Regions from separate parts of the Homo sapiens genome. Here region 1 is linked to region 2. A link is a loop called in an ENCODE intact Hi-C map of the cell type or tissue named here. Cell type or tissue: gastrocnemius medialis. All regions are shown on one strand. Links, peaks and the distances in the headings refer to the core of each region. The heading gives the core; the rest is flanking DNA.

Region 1 (2,801 bases), core at 212-2,711, 200 kb after region 2:
GGCGGGCCGCGGCGCGGGAGAGGCCCGCTCACTTCACAACGGCGGCCCGGAGCCACCGGTTGCGGCGGCCACTAGACGCTCCGCCACCGCGCAGCGACCGCCCGGGCCCTCCGAAGTTCCGACCGGCCGCGCGCCCGGCCCCAGCTGCGGGTTCGCGCCCCGCCCGGAGCGAGCCCGGGGGGCGGGTCCGCGGGGGCTCGGCGGGCGGAGCGCGGGGCGCGCGCGGGGAGGGGCGCGCGGCGGGCCCGGCGCGCCGGGGAACTTGGGCGCCCGCCACTGCCGCCGCCCGGCCACTTTCCTTTCACGCCTCCCGCGGGCTGACGCGCGCCGCGCTGCCTGCCAGGGGCTGACGGCCGCCGCCGCTCTCCGCCGCGGCGAGGCGCCCAGGCGCGCCCCTGCAGCCGGCCGGCCGGCGCGCGGGACCGCGGGGCCGCGCGCGGGCGCCGCGCTCCCCCCGCCCCGCCCCCGCCCCCAACGTGCCGCCGCCGCCGCCCGTTGGCGCCTCAGCCCGCGCGCCCGCCGGCGCCCGGCGGTTTCCCGTTGGCAAAGTTGCGCGGCCGCTTCGAAGGGGACGCCGTACGGTCCCCCGCCCCGGCGCCGCCGCCGCCCCTCCAGGCCGCCGCGCGGGAAGGCCCAGCCGGTGGCCCCGCTTTTTTACCTGCCCGGAGTTTTCGCGCGCGCGCTCGCTCGATCGCTCGCTTTTCCCCCTCTCGCGCTCGTTTTCTTTCTTTCTTTCCGTCTTTTCGCTCCCCCGCGCGGAAGCTTTTTCCTCCCGTGCTGCCCGCGCTCGCCCGCTCGCGCCCTCCTTCCTGCTGGGTTCGGCGGAGCGGGGCGGCCGGCAGCTCTCCCCGCCCCCCTCCACCCGCGCTCCGGCGGAGGCGGCGGCGGCGCTCCGCGCTCCGACTCATTCCAATATGGCACGGACGCAGGGCGCATGCGCCCGCGCCCCCCCACCCCCAGCTCCGCGGTCCTCCAGGCAGCCTGCGCCCCTCGCGCCGCGCCCGTGGAGCTCCCGGGCCCGGCTGCCCCGCTCCCGCCCCAGCGCCATCCCTCCTGGCTGGGGCCGCGCGGGAGGCAAGGACTCCGCGGGCTGGTGTGCCGGGGGTCCGGCGCCGCGGGCCACCCACGCCCCCAGCCAGCAACTCGGCGCGGACGGCCCCGAGGCCGTGGCGCAGGACACGCGGCGGCGCCTCGGGCCCCCGACGGCGCTGTGGCCCCGAGCGGAACGGCCCGGAAGAGGAGACGCGTCCCCGGGAACCCAGTGCCCGCCCTGGCCCAGCCCCGATCCAGCCTGCGCCTCACCTCGGGTTGTAGACAGAGCGGCGGGGATCCCAGAGGGGTTCGCGGGTCGGACCTGGAGTACCGGCCCGGCGAAGCGCGCCGCTGTCGCCCGCACGTGACTGGCTCGGACAAGATGGCATGAGCGGAGAAGCGGCCGGATCCCAGATGCGCGCGTGCCGCCGCCGCGGGCACTGCGCCCGTTTGCCTGCCCCTCGTCGGGGATCGGGCGCTCCCTCTGAGACCTGAAAGGGCACCCAAGTGCCCCCTGTCTGCGAAGTCCGGCGCGGGCCCTTCGGCGCCCCCGATGTCTCTAGGCTTCCGCAGGAGGCGCCCTGTAAATCTTGAGTCTTCCTGCAGCGAGGGGGCACAGGACAGCTGCGAATTGGGACGAACGAGCCCAGAGCCCCGGGAAGGATCAGAACCTCGAAGGCGGCTTCAAGTCGGCCCCGCAGCCCGAGGTGACCGTGGGCGGTTACGTTGCCCGAGCTCGCCCCCTCCTCCTGAGCGCAGGTGCCCGTGGGACATACACCCGCCCACCTGCTCCGGAAAGTTCCCTCCAGAAGGGAGTTCCCGCGCCACCGAGACCCGGGAGCTCCCGATCAGACTCCCAGGCCGTGAAAGGCGTTATCGGACAGGGCCCAGAGGCGCCCCCACAGCAAGAAGAAAGTCTGGGGTTCTCACCGTGTGCCAGGTGCGAGCTCAAGCCACCTCCCTCAACCGCTCTGAGAAATATCCCACTTCACAAACTTGCTCAAAGTCACGCTGCTGGCTGGATTTGAATCCAGATTTTTTTTAGCACCACTGAAAAAACAATATGACAACCGGAGAAAGAAAAATCTAAAAAGAATACAGTAATCCATATTGTTACAAAGAAATGCAACTTTTCACGACATGAAACATATATATACTGTGTATAGTTGCAACCACACTTTTTTTGTTACTACTTTCACTACCATTTTTATTTGTTCACGATTCATTTTTAAGGTGTGCAGGTGTCCTTAACTATTCACTCAGCCCCCTAATGTTTTTGGTTCTTTACGGTTGTTTGCTAACGTATCCTTGAATTCTGCACTTGGGACAAATACCTGGGAGTGGAAAGGCTCCCAGGTAGAAGGCTATGAATGGCCAAGTGGTCTTGGCTTACAGCGTCATATTTTTCCCAAGAGCTGCCCCAATTATTCTACCGCCTCCAAGGAACAAGTGTAAGGAGTTTAACACACTTATAAACATTGAGTGCCATTTCCCCCCTACTTTAATAGTCTATTGCTAGTTCAAGGTTACTTAGCATTTCTTAGGTGACACAACATTCAAAAATGAATGTTTTTCCATGCATTTACTATATGCATTCCCTCTCCTGTGAATAATCTATTCATATCCATCTTCTGGGGACTTGAACCTCTTCTAACTTTGAACAAGCATTTTTTTATGTTACAGATATTACTTCTTTGTCGTCATTGATGCAAATATTTTCTAGCCTGTTGTTCTTTCTTGTTTTATTCTAATGTTCAGTGTGTCATTCT
Region 2 (2,801 bases), core at 136-2,635:
AAAACTGCCAGTGCTGGCTGCGCGCGGTGGCTCACGCCTCTAATCCCAGCACTTTGGGAGGCCGAGGCGGGTGGATCACGAGGTCAGGAGATAGACACCACCCTGGCTAACACGGTGAAACCTGTCTCTACTGAAAATACAAAAAAATTAGCTGGGCGTGGTGGCGCGCACCTGTAGTCCCAGCTACTCGGGGGGCTGAGGCAGGGGAATCACTTGAACCCGGGAGGTGGAGGTTGCAGTGAGCTGAGATTGCACCACTGCACTCCAGCGTGGTGACACAGCAAGACTCTGTCTCAAAAAAACAAAACAAAACAAAAACCTGCCAGTGCTTCTGCCAGGCGAAGGTTCAATGGAAGACAGAGTACCTGGAAGCAGCCAGGGAAATCAACAGGAAACAGAACTTAACTGATGACAGAAACACCTAGGCAATGATTCTGCTCACTCCCTGACAGTCCAGCCCAGGAGGCCCAGAACAGTGCTGCTGCACCAGAGAGGTTCAGGAAAACAGCCTCTCGGGTTTCGCAGACAAAGAGGACAGGGCAACATGGCCTTCGCCCATCCCCATCTGCAGTCAAGCATAAGTAATATTTTTACACTGTTTTTTTCTTTTTTTGAGATGGAGTCTCCCTCTATTGCCCATGCTGGAGTGCAGCGGTGCAATCAGCTCACTGCAGCTTCCGCCTCCTGGGTTCAAGTGATTCTCCTGCCTCAGCCTCCCAAGTAGCTGGGATTACAGGCACCCACCACCACACACAGCTAATTTTTGTATTTTTAGTAGAGACAGGGTTTCATCATGTTGGCCAGGCTGATCTTGAACTCCCGGCCTCAAGGGATATGCCCACCCTGGCCTCCCAAAGTGTTGGGATTACAGGCCTGAGCCACCGTGCCCGGCCTACACTTTAAAGAGCGAGCTTTACTCCCCATGGGAAAAGGCAAGATAACTGGGGGAGTGAGAGGAGGAGGCTCTGAAGGGCATACCACATGAACTGTGTTCTTGTACGGTCTGTTTCCATCCGACACAAAATTTTTTCTCTCACCAAAGAAAGGCCCTTTTCCACTCACCCTCTCTTGAGGGCCTTGTACCCAGATCCAGCTGAGCACTGCTGACCACAAGCTCCAGCTCTCCATGGTAGACAGAGTGGGAGACAAGGGCACTGGGTCCAGTACTGACCCTCTACGATACCATGTGGCTCTGAAATCCTTGCAGGTAAGCTGCAGGACACCACACACTCCAGGTGTGGTGAGCTTTCCAGTTGCTGAGGCTTGAGACATTTTGTGTAGTCTCACAGCCTCCTATCCTGGGCTGGAGCTTTGGTGATGTGCACACAGCACTCTGATGCCAGAGGGCGCAGCCTGTGCTAGGGTAGGTCAGCAGGAAAACCAGTGAAAAGAGGGAGGGGGCATTTCTCCTGCCTGCCCTTCCTCTGTAAAATCACAAGGGGTCACTCTTAGACCAGAGATGGCAGGAGCAGCAACTGCTTCCAAGGCAATTTCCCTCTGGCCTGAGGCTATGCTGCTCTCAGATACTTTGTGTCCAAAGCATCTCACGCCTGCGAGAACAAGGACATGTGATGTACATACAGACCTTACTTTCATTCATTCACTTAGCAAACATTTACAAGCCTACTGTGTGCCATGCCTTGGGAATAAAGAGAGAAAGTTCTATGTTCCATCCTCAACACAGATGATTCTGACAGACAGCAAAGCATCATGTGGGCCCTGGAAGCCAGACTGGCTGGGCTCCATGACTCCTGAGCGGTGTGAACTTACAGTATATATAACCTCTCTGTGCCTCAGTTCCACCACTGTAAAATGGGGATGATCAAAGTCTCCATTAATATATGGCAGGCTGCTATGAGGACAAAGGGAGGCAGAAGATGGGGCCAGGATGAGGTAGGCAAGCCTCCTCTGCCACTCCACCTGCTAAGAGAAGCACTATGTGGGTGCCATCAGCAAGGAGGACAGAATATCATGGCCGGATTGAGGTCACAGATGGATTGCTCTGGGGGCTGCATGGAAGGCACATTGCAATGATAAGGTGGAAGAGGTCAATGAGGGTCAACAACAGTTTTGACCCTGAATGGCTGACGCCACAGAGAAGCCCTGGTGTGTCCTGGTTCCAGAGCAGAGACACTCCTGTAGGGCATTATCCTTCCTTGCCAGGGGCGGCTTGGAAACTGGGAGACATAAGGACACTAGAAAATCAAAGGACAGAACTTGGATTGATGAACAGAAAGCCAGTGCATGGGGAAAGTGTCAACACGCAAAGCCCTACAAGCCAACTGATAGCTGTGTAAGTGAGCTCCAGGACAGCATGTACAGGATGGTCTCTCAGAGGAGCACAGAGGAAAAGGGGAGCACCCTCTCCCCAAGCCAGAGGGAGCAGGACCAGCAGCAGAAAGCAAGGCCAGCCTATATTTTCAATGGAGGGGCAGCTGATGTTTGCACTCAAATAGGGAACACTTACAGTGAACAAGGGTCCTCTTCAGTGAGATCTGCTAGGTATACATTTGCAAAGTGGATGAACAGCATTCCTATGGCTTGTTTGGAAGTGTCTAAAAACCTGTACAAAATAAACCAGCACTGGTTATTAGCCTGACAGGAGCGCAATATCCAATTTGAGGAAAACGAGAAGACTGAAACAGGAAGAAAGCCACCCCAACCTTCCAATCACTGGTTATCTCTTCCTGGGGCCTTGAGCACTAACTCAGGCTTGGCATCTCAGCCACCTTTCAAAGCCTTCAATAACACTGCCTTTGAAAACCCTAAAAGGTCAAGGATTGATATTTAAAATACGTTTT

The links. Peaks named below come from ENCODE experiments on the same cell type or tissue, not always from the same donor. Only the 100,000 strongest peaks of a DNase experiment are listed, where the experiment ranks them.
Region 1: it touches region 2 in a loop (8-fold over the local background); 9 of 110 quality-filtered maps call a loop at or near these places.

What each region holds. Positions count from the first base shown.
Region 1 is chr3:53,045,158-53,047,958 of GRCh38, forward strand. SFMBT1 (Scm like with four mbt domains 1) reads right to left here and starts at 916. Exons shown (of 21, transcript NM_016329.4): 1 at 659-916. RefSeq lists silencers at 1-244, 605-664, 765-1,084, 1,135-1,244 and enhancers at 1,232-1,733, 1,734-2,233. In gastrocnemius medialis, for the core only: a CTCF peak has its summit at 1,587; DNase peaks (open chromatin) are centred at 294, 929, 1,454 and 1,822; H3K4me3 peaks cover 1,583 bases; H3K27ac peaks cover 1,598 bases.
Region 2 is chr3:52,850,136-52,852,936 of GRCh38, forward strand. It overlaps STIMATE-MUSTN1 (STIMATE-MUSTN1 readthrough), which reads right to left. Exons shown (of 10, transcript NM_001198974.3): 3 at 2,468-2,563. STIMATE (STIM activating enhancer) reads right to left here. Exons shown (of 8, transcript NM_198563.5): 3 at 2,468-2,563. Among named protein-coding and RNA genes, the nearest start is that of MIR8064, 5.0 kb to the left of the region's middle. In gastrocnemius medialis, for the core only: a CTCF peak has its summit at 1,421; no DNase peak of the experiment used is centred there; H3K27ac peaks cover 1,250 bases.